Linked DNA regions of Mus musculus: regions 2, 3, 4 and 5 are each linked to region 1. A link is a loop called in an ENCODE intact Hi-C map of the cell type or tissue named here. Cell type or tissue: left cerebral cortex. All regions are shown on one strand. Region 1 overlaps Gtf2h2 (general transcription factor II H, polypeptide 2). Region 2 overlaps Slc30a5 (solute carrier family 30 (zinc transporter), member 5). Region 3 overlaps Cdk7 (cyclin-dependent kinase 7). Region 4 overlaps Bdp1 (B double prime 1, subunit of RNA polymerase III transcription initiation factor IIIB). Region 5 overlaps Bdp1 (B double prime 1, subunit of RNA polymerase III transcription initiation factor IIIB).

Region 1 (5,000 bases):
CTTCTGTATTTGGCAGGCACTGGCAGAGCCTCTCAGGAGGCAGCTATATCAGGCTCCTGTCAGCAAGCTCTTGTTGGCATCTGCAATAGTATCTTGGTTTGGTGACTGTATATGGGATGGATCCCCAGGTGGGGCAGTTTCTGGATGGTCATTCCTTCAGTCTCTGCTCCGAACTTTGTCTCTTTAACTCCTCCCATGGGTATTTTGTTCCCTCTTCTAAGGGCTCATCCTTTTAATTTTTTTACTTTTTTGGTTTTCGAGACAGAGTTTCTCTGTGTAACAGAGCCCTGGTTGTCCTAGACTCTGTTAGTAGACCAGACTGGGCTCGAGATCCACCTGCCTCTGCCCTCCTGTTTCTGAGTAAAAAAGCCAGTCCTGCTTCTACAGATACCTGTCTTTTATCTTTTATTTCCGAGTCACCTCCCATCAGTTCCACCATGTCCAGGCAGAACTTTACTTTTATGTTCACAGTGGTGTTTGAGGGGCTTGAGTCTCATTGTGTAGCCCAGTCTGGGCTTGAAGAGGGAAGGGTGCATCAGCATGAGAGGCTCAGGGAATAACGTTCTGGCTTTAGTTCCCTGTCTGCGGTTTCAGATAGGAACTGTCTGGGCTGACAGCTATTCTTGCACATGGAGGATAGGATGCTGAGTAAGCATTTGCCAGTCTGAGGTATTTTTACCTTTTAAAGACAAACGATCAAGTTTTCTGAGGCAAATGATGACTCCGTGGGAAATATACAGAATTTAATTAATAACGTTATATTGTAGCAGGTTTCATAAAAAGCCCCTTAGGACTAGTCTCTAATCTTCTGACTTTTTTTTTTTCTTTGAGAGAGGGTTACTTTGTGTGTAGCCTTGGCTGTCCCGGAACTTGCTCTGGAGCTCACTCTAGAGCTCGCTCTGTAGACCATGCTGGCTTGTGCCACCACTGCCCAACTGAGAATTTTGTATTTTCATAGAATAGTTACTGAATACACTGCAAGAATAAAATGACCTTGCATTCTGATATTTTAAACTTTGTCCCTAACTGTTAAGTAATTAGGTTAATTGGTGATCTATTTTTTTTTTTTTTTTACAGAGTTGAATAAGCATATATATCATTATAAGCACCATGGATGAAGAACCTGAGAGAACCAAGCGGTGGGAAGGAGGCTATGAGAGAACCTGGTAAGTTAGATGTAATTGGCCGTGCTGTAGATACTGTCTCTTTCTCTTTAACTTCAGTTTTATTAAAGTGTGTTTCATGTGTATTAAAATTCAATATATCTCAGTTGACAACCCAGTGAAATTCTTTTGAAAAATATTTACTGTTTTGTATAACTCTTGCCATAAACTACTTTTAGAACAGTAAATGAGGGCAGTAAGTGCCTTTATACTCATTCCGTCCCCACCACCTGTACACACTGTCATGACCTACAGATCACCTTTCCTGCCCATTTGATGTAAATTTCACAGCTCCTTCATGTTGAATGTGCTCCTTTGTAATTGCTGGAGAATATCTCTATACTCTTATGCTACATTTTGTGCATTCATTCAGCATTTGAGATGTTTTCATCAACTTCCAGTTTTTTGTTATTATGGATTGTGCTGCTGCGAACATACATATACAGATCTTTGTATGTTTTACTTTTTATTGGATTAGTATTTTTAGCTTATTTCAAACTAATAAATATTGCTTTCAGGGAAATTCTTAAAGAAGATGAAACTGGATCACTTAAAGCTACAATAGAAGATATTCTCTTCAAGGCAAAGAGGAAAAGGTATGAGCTGCTTTTGAGAAAGAGTTACAAAAGGAAAAGAGGTTCTCGAAGCCTTTCTGTCCCTCTGTGACCGTCCTTCATATTTCTTTTTAACTGTGTGCTTAGGGAAGCTTACCACAATTGTCTGACTAGGGGTAAAGAGCTAGCAAGTAGCCCTTGCCCCCAAGAAAAGTGGTCTCCAGAGACTACCCATGATGCCTTTAGTTTTATGTATTTCAAAAGTTAATAATTAATGAAAAAGACACAGATTGTTTTATTGAGTTTTGGTAGCTGTGATGTTCAATTAACTGTTTTTTTATAATTTTAACAGAGTGTTTGAGCACCATGGACAAGTCCGACTTGGAATGGTATGTTAGGAATTTTTCTGTTAGTTTGTGCAGAACTAGTTTGGATCAGAGAAATATTCTGACTTGACAGAATAAACAGTGAAACAACAACCTTTTAAACGAATAGATTTAAAACTTATGCCTAGAATATTTGAATAGTAAGTAATAATTTTGCTTCTTCCTCAAAAATGTACTTGGACATTTCTCCTTGTTTTTGGTAGATGCGCCACCTGTATGTGGTGGTGGATGGATCGAGAACAATGGAAGATCAGGATTTAAAGCCCAATAGACTGACTTGCACTTTAAAGGTATAGTAGACTCCCTAAGTTTGTGCTAAATGTAGGGAAAGGGTATATACATATGTATAAGTAAAAATATATATTATATAACAGTTTAAGAGTACAGGAAATTTTGTTTTGCTTTTTTTTCCAATTAGTAACAAATGTTAACTGAGTAGAAATGTTGGTCCCGTGTTCTGCCTCTCTGCTGGTTGTATCTGGACACAGCTGATACACAGATAAATCAGCTCAAGGAGGGTTGGGCAAAGTCTGGGGCGGGGAGTCCGGAATCTGGGTCTCCCTTTGGGGCATCAGAGCAAGGCTAGGAGGGGAAATCAGGGCCTGGGACAAGCAAGATTCCAGGCTGGTTGGGAGTGAGTGCAGAGTGCAGAGTGCTGAGTGCTGAGTGCAGAGGGGTGGGAGTCTTAGTGTGGGCGACGTTCTTCCCTGTGGTGCAGCTGCTCCGTGAAACGGCTTGCTTGTTCATGGTGTTTCATTGGGGGTGGATTGGCTGCATAGGCTTTGTTCTGGGTGATCCAGGGATTGTATAATTTTGGGGATGGTGGTGAGAGTCTCCAGGAAGGGGCATCTCATTGGCTGAAGGCAAAGGATGCTGAGGTGCCTCTAGCATGGAGAGGTGTTCTAGGTGCCGTGCTGTGTGACTGGGTGCCTGTGGTCACCTCAGCTAGGGGTCGTGGTTACGTGTTCCAGAGCAGGCATTAGAGGCCCCGGGGCGGGGTGGGGGAGCAGCCCCAGTCCTGCTCTGAGATTCCAGGGGTTTGAGCACGCCTCACTTTTTCTTATGCTGGGCTGGAGGCACTGTCCACAGACTTTACACCAGATCATTTCTAAAGTGACTTTTTATTCCAAGAACTAGTCTATAAATATGTGTTGAATTAATCCTCCAATAATTCAAACAAACAAACAAACAAACAAACAAGCAAATGGGCTGACAGGATGGCTCTGTGCTTTAAGGTTTGCTGTGCAAGACTGACAACCTGGCTTTCACTAGTTTTTCTTCCAGGCAACCCTGGCTCAATTTCCAGCACCCATATGGAACTTCCTAATTGTCAGGAACTCCTGTTCTAGAAAGTCCAACACCTAAGCATCAGGCACGTATATGCACAGATATACATGCAGGCAAGATACCCATATACATGAAATAAAATAAATAGGTCTAAAAAGAAAAAATGGTGAAAGGAGAAAACCCATTACCTCTAGAAAGTGGTCCTCTGACCTCAAGTGTGCCTGGTCTACAAAATGAGGTCTAAAATGAGCCTGAGCTACAACAAAACAAAGAACTTGAAAAAGTGGTTGTCTTGGTTTATTATTTCTCTAAATCAGTGGTTCTCAACCTTCCTAATGCTGTGAACTTTTATTACAGTTCCTCATGTTGTGGTGACCCCAACCATAACATTACTTCATTGTCACTTCATAACTGTCATTTTGCTCTAATGGTCTTAGGCGACCCCTGTGAGAAGATCATTCAGGCCCCCAAAAAGTTGTGTCCCACAGGTTGAGAACTGCTGTTCTGAGGCTAGTTACTCACCTCTCCCCAACTGACTGTTCATTCTCCTTTGACTTTGAATTTGTTTTTTCACCTTAACAACATACTAATAATATTCCAACTTATTTATTTATTTAGTTATTTAGTTTTTTCAAGACAAAGTTTCTGTTTAGTCCTTGCTGTCTCAGAACTAGCTCTGCAGACCAGAGACTCAAGAGATCATCTGCCTCAGTGCCTTGTTTGTTTGATGCCTGTTTTTGATTCTGCTGTCACCTCTCTCCTCACTGGATATTTTTCTTATTTATGTTGTTTTAGACAACTCCAAATGGATCCATTAATTTTTTTGGTTTTGAATTTCACGATGAGATCTTGCTGTGTTTCCTCAGCTGACTTTAGACTCCTTGCCTCAGGAGACTCTCCTGTTTCAGATTCCCCTGTAGCCAGGGTAGCAGGTGCCTGCTGTGTTTGATGCGGCTCATCTTTAAACGGGGCTGTGTCTGTCTTATCACCCACTCCACATGCTTTTACAATTGAACATTTTCACAACGTGTTTACAGTTATGACAATCTGAGAGAGCTGGAGTTACATACATACCTACAATCCAGTGCCCAGGAGGCAGCGAGAGGAACATCTCGCCAAGTTCAGTGTCGGTCTGCTCTAGGAGTGAGGTGAAGCTAGCCAGGGATGCATAGTGAGACACTGTCTCAGCTCACACCCTTGTGTCCCCCAAAGTCATGAGAAGCCCTGCTCCATAAATAGGTTCTACAGGGCACTGGCGTGGCGTCTGCTACTGCTGTTTTGCCTTTTAATTTTATTATTATGCTGCCTTTTAATTTTATTTCAACAGTTGCTGGAATACTTTGTAGAAGAATATTTTGATCAAAACCCTATCAGTCAGGTATGTAGACAAATGAATTCAGAACTAGATTCCTATTTTGCTGTCAAATATAGTTTATTTTTCTTTTAAAATGGGACATATATTCTTTGAAGTATTAAGGGAACCAGATTATGTACCTATTTTTGGTATACTTAATATTGAAGAGCAAAATAACTCTAAATGTTAAACATGTAGTATGTCTTATTAACGTATAGACAGTTTATAGCTAGATTTTTCAAAAACACTATGAGAA
Region 2 (5,000 bases), 320 kb before region 1:
ACACACTAATAGTCCTCGTACACACAGTAATAAAGACAGGGTTTTTTCCAAAGAATGCTTTGATTTACTTCAAAATTTTTGTAAGAAGTAATAACCTTTAAGAAAAAAATTTTTTCAGCTGAGCGTGGTGGTGCATGCCTTTAATCCTAGCACTCAGGAGGCAGAGGCAAGTGGATTTCTGAGTTCGAGGCCAGCCTGGTCTACAAAGTGAGTTACAGGACACCAAAGGCCACACAGAGAAACCCTGTCTCAAAAAAAAAAAAAAAAGAAAGAAAGATTTTTTCAAATACAAACTTGACTATATCATTTACTAAAAGATCTTTCTAAGATTATTAAAAATACTCGATTTTTTTAAACTATATAAATATAACCTTTTAAAAGACAAGATCTTGCTGTGTAGCACATTTAGCCTTGAAGTACATATGTATTTTTTAGAGACAGGCTCTTACTATGCAGCTCTGGTAGCCTAGAATTCTCAGAGATCTGCCTTGCCCTTGCCCTCTAAGTGCTGGGATTAAAGGTGTGTGCCATTGTGACTGCCAATAAATAAAATTATTTTTAAAAAATAAGAAAAAATTGACTCAAAGTTTCAGTACATGGCTCAGTAGTAGAACTCTTGCAAGGCCCTGCATGCGAGAGAGAAAAACAAAACAAACTTGCTTCAAGCCATGAAATATCCATGATATTTGCTTCAAGCATCCTTACACAGTCTGTACTTGCAAGTCCTTGACAGCGACTATGTTTGCATCACTGCAAAGGGCCAGCTGCTAGAGGGGCCTGGTACTGATAGGAGCCAACAATGCTGCTAGAATGGGTAAGAGCTAAATCAGATCAACTTTAATGTCTTATGCCCCTAATGTTTTATTTGTAGGTGTATTTCTCCATGTGTTGGCAGACACACTGGGCAGCATCGGCGTGATTGTGTCCACAGTTCTCATAGAGCAGTTTGGATGGTTCATTGCTGATCCCCTGTGTTCTCTTTTTATTGCCGTGTTGATATTTCTCAGTGTGATCCCACTGATTAAAGATGCCTGTCAAGTTCTACTTCTGAGACTACCACCTGACCATGAAAAAGAACTGCATATTGCTTTAGAAAAGGTAATTTCCTCACTACTCACTCTGTCCTTTAAAAATAGCACTTAAAGTTGAATGAATTGATCTAACAAGTAGTATGCAAGATATAAATTAATAAAATACAATTTAATTTCATAAATTAAATAGATCCAGACTTAGTAGCCTATAATCTCAGTTGCTTTGTGAGATGATCAGAATTTAAGGTCAGCCTAGGCAATTTTAGTGAGACTGTCTGAAAATAACTAGAGCTAAGGGCATAATGCAGTGATCAGTAGAGTCCATGCCTACATGTACAAGCTCTAATTCAACTGGAGCTATTGGAAAGGGAGGGAGTCAGTCGGAAAGAGTGGGAGGGAGAGGAAAGGAACAGTGCGCAGACAGGTGCTGAGGACATGGATAGGCTGAAAACAAAGATGCTGACTTTCTAACCTCACTTCAGATGTTGGGCTTAGAATTTTGGTTTTTTGTTTTATTTCTGTTTCTTTTCAGTATTACTTAAAATAAAAGTGAGCAGGGCATGATGGGAGATGTGCTCCCAGCACTTGAAAGGTGGAAGGAGAAAGATCAGAAGTTCAAAGCTGTCTTTGAGCTACACCACCCTGTCTCAAAAAGAAAAGACAGGAAGCTAGGGGATGACTCAGTACTCAGTAGAGTGCCTGCCTCTCACGCCTGAGGATCTGAGTGCAGTCCCCAGAACCCATGGAGATGTTGAAGGAAGGCACGATAGCGTTACCTGCAGTCTCAGGGGGTTGGGACAGCCTGATTTGTAAGCTGCACACCAGACATCCTGGTTTAAAGAAGGTGGAAGGAACTTCTGTACATACACACATACACACAGAGACACACATAAAAAACTTATTTGAAAAAGTGCTTGAGGGTCCGGGAAGATGGCTCAGTAGTAAAGAGCTCTGGTCGTCCCTAGGTTCCCAGCACACACCTGGCAGCTCACAACCGTCTGTAACTCCAGTTCCATGAAAAAGAAAAAAGTGCTTGGGAACAAAGTAAACCAGATACAATGAGCAGACTCCTGTTTTGTGATTATAAACTTCTAGAACGCAAAACTAATAGTATATCCTTTCACAGGGTTTCTCTGTGTAGCCCTGGCTGTCCTGGAACTCACTCTGTAGACCAGGCTGGCCACGAACTCAGAAATCTGCCTACCTCTGCCTCCCGAGTGCTGGGATTAAAGGCGTGCGCCACCACGCCCGGCTTTTTTTTTTTTATTTTTTAGCTTCAGATTTGCAGCAAATCTTCCTCAGCTTCCCAGGACTGCAGGCATGTGCTACCATGTAGGAGAGTAGAGCCTAAAAATGAGTTGAACAAAGCCTCAGACAATAGGCAGCTTTATTTAGGGCATCAGACAGTTTATACTGTTGGGGTTAGGAGACACATGCGAATGTTTCTCTGTAGGGGCATATCAACAAATAACACTAGCCAGTGGTCATGAGTAATCTGAAATACAGGAAACTCACTCTTTCTGCCATGCCTGGGAGTGGCATGAAAGTGCATTCCGTGCACTCTTCTGTGTGTTTGAGGAGACTGAGGTCACAGACTAGGGTCTGCTTCTCTTGGAGTCTTCTACCAAGCACATGTGATTCCCCTCACACAGACCAGGGTGTGACATTGAAGAGCAACAAGTGCTCTTGTTGAGGACCCAGGTTTAGTTCCCAGCACCCAATGGCAACTTGGTTGTCTACAACTCCAGTTCCAGGGGATCCAGTGACCTCTTCTGACCTTCATGAACACTGAACACACAAGATATACATACATACATACACACACTTAAATGAAGAAAAAAATACTCATACACATAAAATAACAATAAATAGATCTTTAATAATCACAAATAAACCCATTGCAGAGAAGTACAACAAAATATAAAAAAGAAAAATCAGATGAAATCTTATAACACATTTTAAGTTGTTTCACTACATAAAAATGCTTAAAGAGGTTGCTCAGCAATTAGAGCACTGGCTGTTGTTCAGGGAACCTACATTCGATTCCCAGCACCCACATGGCAGCTCCTAAAAGTCTATGTAACTCAGTTCTAGAGGAGCCAACACCCTCTTCCGGCCTCTTGTGAACACCAGACACACAAATAGTGCACAGACACATGCAGGCAAAACACCCATACACATAAAAGAAAAACAAAAATATTTTGGAAATTAAAATAGCAAAATACTGTTTGGTAAGCTTTTTCCACTTAGTATCCTATTGAAAAAATGATACATTTTAGTGGCAATATAATATTACACTTATTTAGCCAGTTTTCTGTAGTTGATAATTTAGCCAATCCTGTTGTGTTGAAAACTGAGGATATCTTTTAAATCTGTCACTTCTGTAACTGTGTGTGTATGCATGTTTATCAGTATACAGAAAGCTATAGCTCATTAAATACGCTCAGGAAACAGAATAAATGAAATATGTTCTATATGTCTTAAACAACGTTACTACAAGCTGTCTGTATCCTGTTTTCTTCTCTGGCCTTACTATAATAATTTATAGACCAAATTATCTGCATATACTTTATAAAAATCACTTATACCACCTCCCCACTTATTTCGCAGATACAGAAAATTGAGGGATTAATATCATACCGAGACCCTCATTTTTGGCGCCATTCTGCCAGTATTGTAGCGGGAACAATTCATATACAAGTGACATCTGAGGTGCTGGAGCAGAGAATTGTACAGCAGGTAATTCTTGTTTGTGATAATTCATGTGTAAAATTTATACACCATATGGCTTAGTAGTTTGCTGGGCATAGCGGGGCTTGCCTTTAGTCCTTGCACTCAGAGATACAAAAGCAAATGGAGCAGTGTGAATTGCCATCCTGCAGTCTTTTTTTTTTTTTTTTTTTTGGTTTTTCGAGACAGGGTTTCTCTGTATAGCCCTGGCTATCCTGGAACTCACTTTGTAGACAGGCTGGCCTCGAACTCAGAAATCCACCTGCCTCTGCCTCCCAAGTGCTGGGATTAAAGGCGTGCGCCACCACTGCCCGGCGCAACCTACAATCTTAAGACCCTGTCTTAAAAAAAGAAAACCTGCACTAAATACATTATTCTGAATTCTTTAATTTTCTGAATGTCTTAACAGGTTACAGGGATACTTAAAGATGCAGGAGTAAACAACCTAACCATACAAGTGGAAAAGGAGGCATACTTTCAGCATATGTCCGGCCTGAGTACTGGATTTCATGATGTTCTGGCTATGACGAAGCAGATGGAATCCCTGAAATACTGCAAAGATGGCACTTACATCATGTGAGACGCAGCCCTGCGGCATGAACAGTGAACAGCGGAGGTCGGATGAGGTGATAATGTCAGAGCAGAGTGAAAGTTGCACATAATTGTACGAAAACTTTTTAAGCTCCCTACTGTTAGATTAAGGAGTCTGTTTTAAAAGAAAATTGAGATGCAGAATGAAGCATTCATTGAATAAGAAAATTGTCGCTCTGTTTGAATTATGTGCTTGAAAGGAATCTTGCATTGGAATGAACATGATGTAACCGTACACATCATCTTCAGGAATGGACGCATAATGATGGATTCTGGTGAAGACCAAAATTTCTTCTGTGCATTTACTCTCAGTCAGGAAGCATCCCCACTGTAAATATGTATTTACATGTTTATTACAAAGACTCAGATGAAGTTTTTAGTCGATTTTTTGCATATCTGAAGGACAAAATGAGAATAAAATTCTATATTTATGAATTTTCTGTATATAAAACTAATTTCTAATTATAACTTAAGTCTTTAAGTACAAGCTGTATATCTACTTGAAATGTAAACTATTCAGGAGAAATTACAACCACTGATTTGAGATAAAGAGAATAGAGAACTATGATATAGTTCTTGGTGTATTTCAAGATTTAACCACTCCATTAAATAAATTTTTTTTATTTTTGGTAGTATTTGCAAATGAAT
Region 3 (5,000 bases), 230 kb before region 1:
ACCTGCCTCTGCCTCCCAAGTGCTGGGATTAAAGGCATGCGCCACCACGCCCAACTCATACAACACTTTTTAAAGGAGAGTTGGATATTATACCATAGAAATTCTTGACATGAATATATTAATTTTAAATCAGTAAGTTCTTTGCTAGAGCTCATTTGGAATAATGAAACATAGCTGCATATTGCCTGTCTATTTTATAGGTTATTATAAAGGATAACAGCCTTGTGCTGACACCATCCCACATTAAAGCCTACATGTTGATGACTCTTCAGGGCTTAGAATATTTACATCAGCATTGGATTCTACACAGGGTAAGATTCTAAGGAATGATCCATCTATCTGTGAGAGTCTTGCTTTGTATTCCAGGAAGGCCAGGAATTTGCCTTGCGGCCCAGTTGGCTTCAAATTCATGGTTTTCTGCTTTAACTCCTGAAGGCCAGAAAGTTGTGGGCATTTTTACCACATCTGACTTTTAATGTTGCTGCTTAAGTTTGATTAAACTTTTTGTCAGTGGTCAGTTGGAGTTTTGTTTTACGTATTTTAAGTGCATGTGTCTGTTAGTGTGAGTCCAGGTGCATGACTAGTTGGGTGTGTGCCACAGTACATTGTGGCAGTCAGATGAAAACTCCCAGGAGTCACTTCTCTTCTGCCACTTTGAGGGGTTTATGAATCAAATTAAGGTCATTACATTTACTGCAAATGGCTCTAACTGATGAGCCACCTTGCCAGTCCGACGGTGGTTTTGTTTTGACTATAGCACCTCCCCTGTAACCTAGGCTGGCTCTGTGCTTATGAGACTACTGGTGCATGCCGTCATCCATTTTGATCTCTCATTGTCTAAGGTCCCCTACTACCCTTTGGTTTTTAAGACAGAACTCAATCTGTAGACCAGGCTGGCTCTGCCTCCCAAGTGCTGGGATTAAAGGCGTGCATTACACCCAGCTTTGTTCTCTGAGTTTTAAAGTTAACTGGTGCTGGGCCATAGCTCAGTTGGTAAAGTGGATGCCCAACGTATATGAAGCCCTGGGGTTCAGTCCTCAACCCCACATTTGGTAAACCCTTAGTCCCAGCACTCTAGCGTAGAGGCAGAAGCATCAGAAGGTCAAGGTCATCTTTTTGATGACAGTGAGTTCAAAGCCAGACTGGGCTACGCTGTCTTGATTACCTAACTAAGTAAGTAAAGCAACCTAACTAAGTGTATCCATGTGTTGTTTTCCTCTAATCCTGCTTCATTTTGTTTGTATTGATAACTGCTCGATACAGGATCTGAAACCAAACAACTTGTTGTTAGATGAGAATGGAGTTCTGAAACTGGCAGATTTTGGCCTGGCCAAATCATTTGGGAGCCCCAATAGGGCTTACACACATCAAGTTGTGACCAGGTAAGAACACAGAATTGAGCAGTCTTCTCTGAAATAACTTTTCAGAACTTAGGAGTGAGTCACACTTGCTATGTTCTCAGAATACAGTCCTTTTTATATTATGTCTACTTTATCACAGTAAAAAACACATAGCTCTTTCTGACAGAATCTAACTCAGTCCTTCAACTGGATATTTTTGCTAAGCTAAGTATTGAGTGTCCCAGTAACTTTTTTTTTTTTTAATTCAAAAAATTATTGTAAACTGGGCATGGTTTTGAGCTCATTTAATCCCAGCACTTGGGAGGCAGAGACAAGGTGGATCTCTTTTGATGTCAGTCTGGTCCACAGCATGAGTTCCAGGACAGCCAAGGCTGTTATGCAGTAAAACACTTGTCTTGAAAAACCAATGCATATAGGTAGCCTGGGTAGCTAACCTCAGGATATAACATGGTGTCTTGGACTTGCTAGGCAAATGTTTTATTTCTTTTGTGTATATGGGAGTGAGGGCACTTGTGTGTATAGAGGCCAAAGGACAGCTTTAAGTGTGGTTTGGTTCCTTGAGAGCTGTCTACACTCTGAGTGTTTGTGCGAATGTGTGCACGCATGTGCCTGGGTGGGGGGAGCTGTTGTTCAAGTATATGGGTGCTTATGTTTGGTGACTGAAGTTGAAATCAAGTGTGTTCAGTCTCTCTCCATTTTACATAGATTCAGTCAGTTTAACTACCTGGCTTGTTGTGGGCAGCCCTATCTCCCTGAGCACAGGAGAACTACCAAGATAGCCCGGCATTGATGTGAGTGCTGGGAATCCAGAATCCTGTTCCGAGGCTTATACAGCAAGCACTTTACCCACTGAGCCCAGCCCTCCACCGTGGTTTTTGAGATAGTATCTCATTGGGATCTGGAGCTAGGTGATAGGCGCGGCTTGCTGGCCAGAGAATCAGGATCCTCCTCCTCCGCTTCTCCAGCCTTGGGAGCTGGGATTAACCTCAGGCCTGCATGCTTGATGGGGATGTGTGGTGGAATCTAACTGAGCCATCTGCTCCCTCAAAAGTACTCACACACAGTTTAGCTTCATACACAGTAAATTTTGAGAATAAGTAATTTATTTTGCCTTTACATTTTAGTTAAGATAAGCTACAACTTCTATTTCAACTTTATTTATTGGCCTTGTTTATTACATTTATCAATACTGATCTTATAGCATGTATGGATATAAATTCTCTATTCAAAGCATTAATATTTGCATTTTATGTTATAAAATGTTGTGGGTGGTGTTCATAGTTTTGATGTGTCAAAACAGGAAATAAAAAAATAATCCCATACTAAAAACCCCCACAGATTTTATAATTGTCATGGTGGCTTTGTTTTCTTTTCTTCCTTTTGAAATGGGGTCTCATATAACCTAGGCTGGCCTCAGACTCTGGTCTGTCTCAGACTCTATCAAAGGACGAGTTTGAACTCCCCATCCACTTCTCCTCCATATTGGATTGACAGATGTGTCAACAAGTCTGATTTGCATTTGCTGGTTTTGTTTGTTTGCTTGTTTTTTTGAGACAGGGTTTCTCTGTGTAGCTCTGGCTGTCCTGGAACTCACCCGTAGACCAGGCTGGCCTCTGCCTCTCAGGTACTGGAACTAAAGTTGTGCACCACCACACCTGACCTGCATTTGTTAATTCCTAAGATTTTTTAAGGATCTGAGAAAAATTACAGATTCTCCTATACATTATTTTGCCATCTTCTTCCAAATAAATATTATGAGTATCAGTTGCCTGAGCCCTGGGTAAGAAGAGAGGATGTGAGCTCTCGGAAGATTTTGACAGTGGGTTACCAGAGTGGACATCATTGATGAAGCTGACAAAAATAGAGTGTTAAGAATAAAATCCTAGATTTTAAAGGTCATGGGGCTCTTTTTGGTCGTATCTCCTTGGCAATTGACTGTGTCAAGATGAAGCCAAACACCTCTTTCCTAGCCTCTTGTCGTCAGAGACTTGTTGAAGTGGATGATGGAGAACCTCATACTTGCTGTGAGATGCCCATGACCACAGATGTGACTGTTGATGTTCTGAGTGAAGAGTGGAAGGAAGGGTCATGAGGTCCGAATCAGTGATGGCAACAACAGACAGGGTTCTTCCATGAAGCAAGGTGTCTTGACCCATGGCAGAGTGTTTCTGCTGTTGAATAAGGGGTGTTTTTTAAAAAAATTTTTTATTAGATATTTTCTTCATTTACATTTCAAATGCTTTCCTGAAAGTCCCCTATACCCACCCCCGCCACCGCCCTGCTCCCTTACCCGCTCACTCCCACTTCTTGGCCCTGGCATTCCCCTGTACTGGGGCATATAAAGTTTGCAAGACCAAGGGGCCTCTCTTCCCAATGATGGCTGACTAGGCCATATTCTGCTACATATGCAGCTAGAGACACAAGCTCTGGGGCTACTGGTTAGTTCATATTGTTCCACCTATAGGGTTGCAGACCCCTTCAGCGCCTTGGGTACTTTCTCTAGCTCCTCCATTGGGGGCCCTGTGTTCCATCCAATAGATGACTGTGAGCATCCACTTCTGTATTTGCCAGGCACTGGCCTAGCCTCATAAGAGACAGCTATATCTGGGTTTAAGGGGTGTTGTTACAGACCAAGGAGAACTGGAGAAAGGAAGGGCAAGTCTTTTTATGGTTGCATTGTAGATACCAATCTGAATGTTCTCAACTTAGTTACTGTATTAAAAAAAAAGTGGGGGTGGAGTGAGCAGGATATTCCTGGACTTGAGAGATACTCCTGGGCCTCTGAGCTTGCAGCCCACAAGAGAATCTAAAAACTTTCAGTCTCCAAAGATGTCTGCCAGTATATGGCTTGAAAGCTCTTAAACAAAGAAGGTAAAATGCCCAGGACCAACCAGGGTACCTGAGATGCAGTGCCTTGATACTCCATGTGTCCTACAACACACACACCAGTGTGTTGCTCTGGCACAGCAGCACACCAAGAGGAGCAGGAGGAAGCTGCAGAGGAAGCTAAACTTCTGGTCAAGAGAATGAAGGAAGTCAAAGATGCCGGGAACAGATTGCCAAGAGACATAGACTCTCCTCCCTGAGAGGGCCTGCTTCTAAGTCTCAGCTCACCCAACAATCTCTAATTCTACCAGATAAATGATCAGACCCTGGAAAACAAAAGTAGAGGAGAAGTTTAAACAAAAGTTTAGGGGCCAGATGCAGTGTCAAACCTGAAATACTCAGCACTGGGAATGCAGAGGCAGGAGGATCAAGAATTCAAGACGGGGCTGGAGAGATGGCTCAGTGGTTAAGAGCACCGACTGTTCTTCTGAAGTTCCGGAGTTCAAATCCCAGCAACCACATGGTGGCTCACAACTATCCATAATGAAATCTGATGCCCTCTTCTGGAGTGTCTGAAGACAGCTACAGTGTATTTACATATAATAAATAAATAAAATCTTTAACAAAAAAAAAAATTCCAGACAGGCCTTAATTATAGTGATCTCCGGACCAACTATGCAAGACCCTGTTTCAAAAAAATATAAAAATAAATGTAGGCTAATAAAAAATTGAAAAAAAAACAAAAAAATGTAGGGAAGAATAAGAGAGAAAGAATTGGACATAAGTGGCTTTTAGAGAAATAATGGGAAATAT
Region 4 (5,000 bases), 420 kb after region 1:
TTTCTTAGAATACAGTCTACGATGATAGTCATGGTCAGAGAATATCAGTATTTGAATTACTCTTGATGTTGGGAAGGGCCTTCCAACCATGTAAGATTATGTGTTTTGTTATAGTCTCATCAGTATTTAGGGTGTTTAGAAAATTGCCTTGTTATTAAAGCACTCAAGATTAGTTTGTTTTTAATTCCCATTCAGTGGAATATTTTACTGTAAGTAGCTTAAATGTAAAAAATTACATTTACAGAATCACATGGAAAAAGAGACCATGAATGAATCTGAAACATCTGTAGCAAAGAATACAGACGGAGAGAGCCCAGGTGCCAAAACTGTGTCTGAGTAAGTACTTGCGAAGAAATGACCTTCAGGAATGGTTGTAATTATCAGGGTTTTTGTTTTTAATAAAGTCAGATTTTTCAACTATGGTACATCAAGTCTACTTTCATTATAGATAGTAGTAGGAATTTTTACTAATGTTCTCTGTGCTTGGTATTATAGATAGAAATGATGGTGTGGGCAGAGCTAGGGCTGTATCTGACTGCCTGTCGTAATCTGTCCGGAACCACACATACAAACCAGGCACGGTGGTGTGTGCTTTCGATGTCAGCACTAGAGAGAGGGAGAGGGGAGAGAATCAGGCGTTCAAGGTTATCCTCATACACAGGATAGTTTTGCGGTCAGCCGGTCGGTCATACAGGAGACTGGTCTCACAAAGAAGTAAAGCTCCTAGATCATTGTACCGCTGAGTTAGTGGTTTTGTGCTTCCTTCAGTTTACTAATAAGTCTTGTCAAATAAATAAGATATATGTTTGTGGATAGTTGTATTTGAAGTGATTTGATTTCTAAAGGAATAATTAACTTGATAGGATAGCTGATCTTCAAATATGGTTGTGATCAATAGATTCTGGACTATTCAGTGGGATGCAATTCTACAAGTTAGCACTACTTCTCTGGCATTAAACAGTGATGTCCTGAAAGAAGTAATAGTATCACATGCTCGGCAGATATAGTTTTTTTCCAATTTTGAAGTGAAATTTTGATGCTTTTTAAAGATGGTTTTATTGTGTAACATTAATGAATACAGCAAATGACATTTTCTCAGATGGGAATTGAGGCACAGGATAACATTTTCGTTGATTCTCCTGAGAACCTTAATATCACCTATCATTTGGAGAATTCACTTTCTTACAGTGTCTATGACAGATATGTCTGTAAGAGTCAACAACACTGCTACTGAAGAACAGTTGCTGAGGTGTTTTTCAGGGTCTTTCCTCAAGGTTCTCACCTATTTCTTCTAAAGCTTGCAGTTGACCACATGTTTCTTCATTTTCACACACAGGGTCCGGCTTGGCGGTATGGTTTATGTATTTATATGCAATGTCCAGAGAAGGGTGGTGATAGTGTTTGATTTTCTCACCAGCTGCTGTCAGACTAAGTTCTGCTGTGCACTTACATTTCAGAGGGATTTCAGCTCATCATCGGTGATAGGGAAGGCGTTGGCACAGGCAGATTGGTCTGTTGGGAGGGGATGGGGTGGTACCTGGTCATGGTCTACAGCTAGGCTTCCAGGACTGTCTGCCTTCAAGAGTAAAGTGTGCATGTGTGGTGAATATCTGTCAAGATATTCTTGTGGATACTTGGGAAGTGCTTTGTATTTAACATGATTGATTTATTTATATAACCAAGCAATGTTGTGACTTTTCTGTAATTGTTACTTTCATTTCTTTGTGATTATAGTTTGAGTGAGAAATCCTGTGTACAGCAGGATAGTCAGGCAAAGGTTTTAAGACCTACCAGACTAATGAGGAGTCGAATGCAAAGACCAAAGCCAAATGTAGTGAAAGCTGCAGAAAGGAAAGAAATTCTCACCTCACAGGAAAAATTTGGGGCCCATGTAGAGAAAAGTGAAGATGAATCCTGTGTTGTGGTAAGTAGATTAATTCTGATAACATTTATTGAGCAAGTATATATGTCTTATTGTAAGTCTTTTGTTCTTTTAAAATAAGCTTGTGTATGTTTTATTACATTTGTGGCTAAAATCTCACATTGAGGAGTTTTGTTTATGTTACATTATTTGAGATATTTGAGCATTGTGCATGACTCTTTTATATTACCTTTTTATATTTCAGTCAGAGTCTAATATTGGCTTGCTCACATCACACTCCATATTTGGACTTGGCTTTTCCCTGTGCCTGAGACTGCACCCAGGTTCTCAAGCAAGCACTGTGCCCTTGAGCCACATTCTCAGCCTCCTTTTAAAAAGATAGTCATATATGTGAACTTTAACATTGGCTTAAATACTGGAAGTGTTTAAAGAATAATTCCAAAAACAGAGATAATGATTTGAGTGTGTGCATGCACCTGCGTGTGTGCTTGTGGTATGTAAAACACCCAACCCAAGACCTCTTTCCAGCTAAGAAGGTACTCTCACTACTGAGCTATCTCTGGTTCATGGAGTTGTAGATTTTTTCATATACTCCTTTGAAGAAACCAGAAAGTTATCATGACTTAAGATTTGGTTTCTTTCTGCTATAATTCTCTTTTATATTTTGGTCAGAATCTAAATATATTTATATATATAGTTAAATATATTCAATATACATATATTTAGTTATATATACATGTACATTTAATTTTATATATAATTGAATAATAGGTTATATATTTAGACAAATTCGTGGCTGACTTCCAACTCACTGTATAAATGAGGATAACCTTGAACTCTGATCCTCCTGCCTCCACCCAAGTGCTAAGACTGTAGACATGCCACCATGCCCATTGAGCCAAGGGCTTTGTGCTTGCTAGGCAAACGCTCTTACCAACTAAGCTACATCACTATACCTGTGTTTAGTTATATTTCTTATAGTCTCTAATGTACTTACAACACTAAGTATTTAGAAATATAAACACTGGAGGATTCTGGTGATGCGATTGAAACAGACTGAAATAAACAAGTCTGAAACATTGCTTTATGTGTGGACAGACAAGAATGGGACTTTGAGACATGGTAGAGGGAATTTCTTAGGTAGCTAAAAGAAAAACATTAAACGGTATTTTAAATTTATTTTATAATTTTGTCATTTTTTAAAAACCATTTTACTTTTACTCAAATGAGATGGGATCTTTTGTAGTTGGGTTGTTCTCACATTCCCTTTGTAGCCTTGACTTGTTTGGGCCTGTGATCTTCTTGTGTTTACCTCCCAAGTGTTGTAGTACAGTGTGCAGCTAACCCTGGCTAGCATGTACTTTTCAGTAAAGTTTTTGAAAGGTTTGTGTTTTATTGTGAAATGTAAAATATGAACTTTGTTATTAAGATTCCTCCACAAACGGAAAATGAGTCACATAAAAACTTGCAATGTGAAGATACTGTGTCAGAGCCTGGAAGAAAGGACCCTTTTGAGAATATTCAGCCTGATCAGCCCCAGGTTCTTAGTGACTGCCCAAGGTAAGCATCACTTTACCAGTTGCAGTACAGCTTTAGAGCTCAGTGAGTTGTTTCAGACAAATCAAGATACTCTGTATTGTGTTTGAGGAGAGGCCGAGTGCATGCATGCACAGCGTGCTGTGGAGGGCAGAACTGAGCCATCTCACTGACCCTACAGAAACAAACCACCTTGCCTCTGTGTGTCTCAGTTTATATTGTGTCTATAAATAACTAAGGTGCTAGAGAGAAGGCTCAGCTGTTAAGATTGCTTACTGCTCTTGCAGAGGAGCCAGCTTCCATTCCAAGCCCCATACCACCCAGCATGACTGATTGCATTTCCAGTTCTAAGGCATTCGATGCCCTCTGGCCTCTGTAGGCCCTAAGGGTGGGGGTTGGCAAGGTTGTTCACTGGATAAAGATGTACTTGTTTTCAAGTCTGATGACCTGATTTCGATCTCTGGGTCTCATGGAGAAAAGCAGAAGAATTGCTGCCTATACATTGTCCTCTGATCTCCATGTGCATTTGGGGGTGCGTGCGCCCCACCCTCATCTCGGGTGTAGCACTCAGCAGTCACTTATGGAGAACACTTTGACAAGGTATGAGTCTCTGACGTACCTGTTAATCAATGCAGAAAGGAACTCCTCTGCCCAAAGTTGATAGCAGCCCTAATAGCTATGTTTAAGCACAAATATGCAGAAGATAGGTGAATACCATATCTGTTTAGGGGAACAAAGAGTACAAGGTTCCTAGCTGGGCCTATACCCTTCTCAGGGATGGGCTTTTGAGCAGATTTACAGTACAAAGCAGGAATTCCCTCCTGTCACTTAGGCCAAGATCCAGTTAGAAAGTGATTAGTTCCCACACATGGCTTGCTGTGTCAACATGCCCACGTACATGCGAAGGCACACACATCTATTTTTTTTTTTTTTTAAACTTGTTTATTTTATGTGAGTACACTATAGCTGTATAGATGGTTGTAAGCCTTCATGTGGTTGTTGGGAATTGAGTTTTTAGGACCACTGCTCACTCTGGTCAACCCCAGTCACTCAGTCCCTGCTTGCTGCAGCCCAAAGACTTGTTATTATACATAGGTACACTGTAGCTGACTTCAGACACACTAGAACAGGGTGTCAGATCTCATTATGGGTGGTTGTGAGTCATCATGTGGTTACTAGGATTTGAACTCAGGACCTACGGAAGAGCAGTCAGTGCTCTTAACCACTGAGCCATCTCACTAGCCCACACACATCTATCTTTATGACACTATTGCACCAGTGGGCACACCTTGCCAGGTAGGACAGTATTGTAGCTTCAGGGTTCACTGGGTAGGACCATTGATGACTTTCTTCTCCAGTGTGTGCATAGCATCATCCCACACTATGAAAAGTAGGCAGCAGGGAGGAGGTTTTCTGCTCAGTTCCAGTTTGGTTTCCTATGTCCTGCAGCCAGAGTATGTTGTGTCTTCAACAATAGGGTCTGACCATTCAGTTACGGTGAACAAGCAAGAGCAGTGGTGATAGCTTCTGTTGTTTAGGGGCCTCAGGAGTCTCCTGCCCAGTAACTCAAAGTATCTCACAT
Region 5 (5,000 bases), 430 kb after region 1:
GTCCTAATATTTTTTTTAAGTTCTTGAAGTACCTTTTTATTCACTTAAAAATTTCAAAAGATTATTTTTCTAATTATGAGAAAGTTACTAATCCTAATGGCAGTTTGAAGTTACTTATTTAGATAAACTATGTTTACGAAATTAGCCTAAATTTGTACTAACCTTAGTTTAAATATAGGCTAAAATTTTATTTCCTATGGTCATATAAAATATATATTTTTATTCTCCTCGCCACATTAATGACTACTTTTAAACCTTTTAGTAAAAAATTCCTGTTGTTTGTAGTTCATACTCAACTGCATTTTTGAGGATTTCTTTTTAACATGTGTATATAGATGATTACATCTGTGGTTTAGAATAGTCAAAATATACAATGTGAAGGGAAGGCATTCCTAAAGTCTAACTTTTAATATTTGTGGGGTTTATATTTAAAACATTTTTAAATCACTGTTTTAGGAATAAACCTTTGTTTAAAATGTGTGAAATGTTTATAGAATTTCTGTTTAAGATGATATATTATGATTCTTTTCTCCAGAATATTAGCAGTAAAATATCAGTGATGCCTACACTTGTGGAAGAAAAAGAAACTACTGACAAGGACATATCCAGCCACTTAGGTCATGTGGAGTCTTGCTCACAGAATTTGGGACGCCATGAAACAGACCAAGGGATGCCGCTTCCAGATGCTCTAGAGCGGTTTTCAGATACTAACTTAAGGTACAAGTGGATAGGTCTGTGTGCCTTTAAAGAAAAAGAATGTAAAGTTCTGTTTGCAGATTATGTTGAAATAAGTGAGCTTTCAAGCCGTAGTGTGTATAGGGTAGTGTTACAAGCTTTAAGGTCATTTATGGGAGATGGGGAGAGAGGATTAAGTCTATCTTGATAGCCAGAGGTGATACTTATTAACAAATTACATGTAACAAGTATTTAGAAATGAACATGGCCTGGATTGTTCAACTCGGTGTTTTTCAGAATTTAATGAATAGTTCCATTTTTGTCTTCTTAAAAATTAGAATTAAGCAGATATGATGGTACATACCCACAGTCCCCATAATTGTTAGGTGGAGGCAAAAGAGTGAAGGAGAATTGAAGGCCGGCCTGGCTTATGAGAGCATATTCCAACCCAGCCTAGGTTATATAGGAAGACCCTGTGTAAAAACAAAACAAAAGCAATTAGAAGGTTACTGCCAGTCTCTAAGTTCCACTCACTTTCAAACTTCAGCACTTTCTGATCATGTTTATTAATGCTTTTTCCAAAAGCAAACCTCTTCCTCAAGAACAGCAGCCACTTCAAGTTAAACCAGCTCCCTTTCTGAGAAGTCGATTCAAAAAACCAAAACCAAACCTGTCAAGAGCAGCTTTAAAGAGAGCAACCATAGAAGCAGAGCACTGTGTGCCTGGGAAGAAATCCGAAGCCTGCAAAGTGGAGGCCGCCATGCTACAGCAGGACAGTGACCAAGCTGCTCTCTCTCCTCAACATGTGAGTGAGGATTAAGGTGGAGGTTAGGTTTGGGGAGTTTTTCTTGTTATTATGGTTATTAAACCATTGCAAGTTCTTGTAATTTTTACCATGGATGGTGTTCTATGCTTACCGTCATCATTCCATATAGTTTATGTTAACTATCTGGTGTCTGGTAGGCAGGTGTGGGTACATGTGTTCAGGATGGCAGCTAAGATATTTTAGACTCTACTTGACATTTGGTTATGTCACCACAGCCAAGTAATGTAACAGGTTCCTCTCTAGGAAAAATGGGAATAACATCGCTTTATTCCATTCTGTTACTAAGGTAACATGACAAATGAAGTGCTAGGCATGAGTTGAAGGAAATACTTTGTCTCATTAACTGTGTTTATAACAAGTTAAGATTGTATGTTAGAATTTAAACAGAATTAAAATTGAAACGTTAATATTAAAATCAGTGGTTCTTTGTTTCCTTTTTGTCCTTGTAGTCCTAGGAACCTTGCAGATGTTGGGACAGCTTTCTGTCATTGAGCTAGATCCTCGCCTTCTTTTTTTTTGGGGGGGGGAGGGGGGAGTTTCGAGACAGGGTTTCTCTGTGTTAGCCCCGGCTGTCCTGGAACTCACTCTGTAGACCAGGCTGGCCTCGAACTCAGAAATCCACCTGCCTCTGCCTCCCAAGTGCTGGGATTAAAGCTCAGCTTGATCCTCAGCCTTCTTAACTTATAAGCTCTCTCGAGTTTGCCCAGGCTGGTTTGAGCTAACCTAGGGTTTTAAGACAAGCTCTCTCGAGTTTGCCCAGGCTGGTCTGAGCTAACCTAGGGTTTTAAGACAAGCTCTCTCGAGTTTGCCCAGGCTGGTCTGAGCTAACCTGGGGAGACCTTGAACTTGTGTTCTTCCTGCCTCCCAAGCAACTGGGTCACAGCTCTACACGCCCGGCCGCGCTTAAGTGAATGTGTTGTGTTTTTTAACATTTAGTTGTTTTTGTAGGATCTGCCTGCATGTTTGTCTGAACACCAAAGAGGGCATCAGATTTCACTACTATAGATTGTTGTGAGCCACCATGTGGTTGTTGGGAACTCCCGACTTCAGGAAGAGTATCCAGTGCTCTTAACTGTTGAGCCCATCTCTCCAGCCCCAAACTGAATTTATTTTAAAGTACCCTTTACAATTAAAATTCATATTTTGCATTTTAGAATAATTTTCTTGTTTTGTACTTCCTCCAACTTTGTAAAGTTAAGCTACTTTTTCTGTTTTATGTGTATGGGTGTTTAGCCATATGTACAGTACCCACAGAAGCTAGAAAGGGTCCTCAGATCCCCTGGGGTTGGATTTTTACAGGTGGTTGTGAGCCACCACATGCTTGCTGGGAATAGATGCCGAGTCTCTGGAAGAGCAGCCAGTGTACTTAATGGCTGAGCCATCTCACCTGTCTGATAGAAAAACTGCTTTTATGAAATACTTTTTGTTACAAAATCTTTAATTTTAAGAATTATGTCTAGCCGGGCGTTGTGGCACACACCTTTAATTCCAGCACTTGGGAGGCAGAGGCAGGAGGATTTATGAGTTCAAGGCCAGCCTGGTCTACAAAGTGAGTTCTAGGACAGCCAGGGCTACACAGAGAAACCCTGTCTTGAAAAACCAAAAAAAATTAAAAAAATAAAAATTATGTCTGTAGTTCAAAACAAGAGAACCCCATATCCTGTTTCTTTCTCCTCCCTAATTAATGTGGCAATTGTGACTATATACATGTAGATGTATATAAGCGTTACACGCCACAATGCCATCATCCCTTAGCAGCTGATATTTCCATTTCATACAGTATTTTAAACCTCTTTTGGGCTTAGGACAAAGAAGAAACTTCTTAAAGTGGTTATATGCTGGAATATATAAGGTTAAGCTTGGGCGTGGTGCAGCGTGCGCTTTGTAGTTGTAGCTATTCAAGAGGATGAAGCACAAAGTGAGACCCTGTATCTTCATTGTGGTGGCACTCAGGGAAGTAGGGAACGTGAGTCTCTTGAGCTCCAGGCCAGCCAGACCTATACAGTCTATCTCAAAAGGAAGGAAGAAAGAAGAAGAAATTCAGATTTAGTTCAGTGGGTAGAATGTTTCTCTTGCATGCATGAGGACCTCATTTCAGTACTCAACAATGTCCTCCCCCCAAAAAAATTTAATTTTCTATGTTATTTCAGTGTTTTGTTCATTTTTCATTTTTTCTATTGGATAATGGTCCTGAATAAGTCATAGCTTTGTTCATGCACGTTTCTGTACTTGTGTAAATGTTCTGTAAGGTGGGCTCTAGAAGTAGAAGTGCTGCGCAGCAGACCCCCCTTGTTACCCACACAGAGTGGTTGCGTTAGTCTTACATTAATGCTTTGCCATTGGTTTTTCTTTTTAAACGTCTAGAATGTACCTTCCCTGATGGCATCAAGAGAAAATGATAAATCCGGTCATGAGGAGGAGGAGGAGGCTGCGATACTACCATGTACACAGACTGAAAAGGATGCTTCACCGCCAAATTCAAGTGAACCTAAAGAGGGTTCTCAGTTAACCCCAAACCAGGAAAATGGCTTACTTGTTCCTATTGGGTAAACAGTGATACTTCCTTAAAAATCTAAACTAAGAGAGGCTTTTCTTTGAAATATCTCTTTATTTAAAAAAAAAAAAGTGGATAGAGAATAATTTGTCTAACTGATAAGGTAGACCACTTAAAATGAAAAAATAGATAGAATTGAACATCTTTTAATGATGTATTTATTTATTGTTAACTGTTTATAATTTATGAAAAGTAGCACATTAAAATATATATGTATTATAAATTCTTTGACTTTTAAAAAGTTGGCAAAATATATACATAAAATAAAATTTACCACTTTTAGTTGTACAAACAAAGTGACATAAATTATTGTTTTATGGGCAGCACCTCTGTCCATCCATCCATCCATCCATCCATCCCAGAACACTGTTTTCTTTTTCATAAACCTTTCAATGAAACTTTGCATTCTCTAAACATCAACTTCCACTCTCCCCTTCTCCTCTTTCTTTGGTCCTTGGCCTCTGCCATTCTGTCCTCTGACTTTTACACATTTTGTTAGGCACACCATATAAGCTTATTAACATTTGAGAATTGAATGAGCTTCCTCTGCCCAACTATCTCACCCCTTATTTATTACTCTTGACTGTGCTAGGTTTTAATCTAGAACTGTACACTAGCCGTGGCCTTGCCTTCCATTTTGCTACATCTCAAACATGAAATAACTTTTCCCCCCTATGGCTTTCCTAACTTTGATACCATATTTTTGTAGTGAGAAAATACTGTCCTTGAATAATTTGAAAAATATTTTTATAGGAGTTTATTAGAGGAAATTCAAGGTGCATGTTCTTAGAGTTGTCAACTTCTTGTAGTCAAACTCCCTCTGCTTCCCCCTTGTTCTTTTTTCTAGGACTCCCATGATGAATACGGTCACACAAGAAACAAGGCAAAATGTTGTCCAGACAACTCTCCCAGTGAGGGGTCGACTTCAGAGACCAAGACCAAATG

The links. A loop is a pair of places that touch in the nucleus more often than their neighbours do. Peaks named below come from ENCODE experiments on the same cell type or tissue, not always from the same donor. Only the 100,000 strongest peaks of a DNase experiment are listed, where the experiment ranks them.
Region 2: a loop joins it to region 1, with 5 times the contacts of the local background. A loop is called at or near these places in 4 of 42 quality-filtered maps.
Region 3: a loop joins it to region 1, with 2.7 times the contacts of the local background. A loop is called at or near these places in 5 of 42 quality-filtered maps.
Region 4: a loop joins it to region 1, with 4 times the contacts of the local background. A loop is called at or near these places in 5 of 42 quality-filtered maps.
Region 5: a loop joins it to region 1, with 5 times the contacts of the local background. A loop is called at or near these places in 5 of 42 quality-filtered maps.

What each region holds. Positions count from the first base shown.
Region 1 is chr13:100,486,242-100,491,241 of GRCm38, reverse strand. It overlaps Gtf2h2 (general transcription factor II H, polypeptide 2), which reads left to right. Exons shown (of 16, transcript NM_022011.4): 2 at 1,078-1,166; 3 at 1,682-1,759; 4 at 2,070-2,106; 5 at 2,307-2,393; 6 at 4,718-4,768. The coding sequence starts at 1,111. Among named protein-coding and RNA genes, the nearest start is that of Gtf2h2, 3.9 kb to the left of the region's middle. In left cerebral cortex, no CTCF peak of the experiment used is centred here; DNase peaks (open chromatin) are centred at 577 and 2,825; H3K27ac peaks cover 343 bases.
Region 2 is chr13:100,802,632-100,807,631 of GRCm38, reverse strand. It overlaps Slc30a5 (solute carrier family 30 (zinc transporter), member 5), which reads left to right. Exons shown (of 16, transcript NM_022885.2): 14 at 872-1,098; 15 at 3,642-3,770; 16 at 4,171-4,984. The coding sequence ends at 4,341. Among named protein-coding and RNA genes, the nearest start is that of Ccnb1, 19 kb to the right of the region's middle. In left cerebral cortex, no CTCF peak of the experiment used is centred here; no DNase peak of the experiment used is centred here.
Region 3 is chr13:100,712,883-100,717,882 of GRCm38, reverse strand. Cdk7 (cyclin-dependent kinase 7) reads left to right here. Exons shown (of 12, transcript NM_009874.3): 6 at 201-311; 7 at 1,264-1,382. Among named protein-coding and RNA genes, the nearest start is that of Cdk7, 16 kb to the left of the region's middle. In left cerebral cortex, no CTCF peak of the experiment used is centred here; no DNase peak of the experiment used is centred here.
Region 4 is chr13:100,062,801-100,067,800 of GRCm38, reverse strand. Bdp1 (B double prime 1, subunit of RNA polymerase III transcription initiation factor IIIB) reads left to right here. Exons shown (of 39, transcript NM_001081061.1): 14 at 245-336; 15 at 1,735-1,924; 16 at 3,312-3,442. Among named protein-coding and RNA genes, the nearest start is that of Bdp1, 39 kb to the left of the region's middle. In left cerebral cortex, no CTCF peak of the experiment used is centred here; no DNase peak of the experiment used is centred here.
Region 5 is chr13:100,055,206-100,060,205 of GRCm38, reverse strand. Bdp1 (B double prime 1, subunit of RNA polymerase III transcription initiation factor IIIB) reads left to right here. Exons shown (of 39, transcript NM_001081061.1): 18 at 536-717; 19 at 1,261-1,480; 20 at 3,866-4,047; 21 at 4,903-5,000. Among named protein-coding and RNA genes, the nearest start is that of Mccc2, 42 kb to the right of the region's middle. In left cerebral cortex, no CTCF peak of the experiment used is centred here; a DNase peak (open chromatin) is centred at 2,307.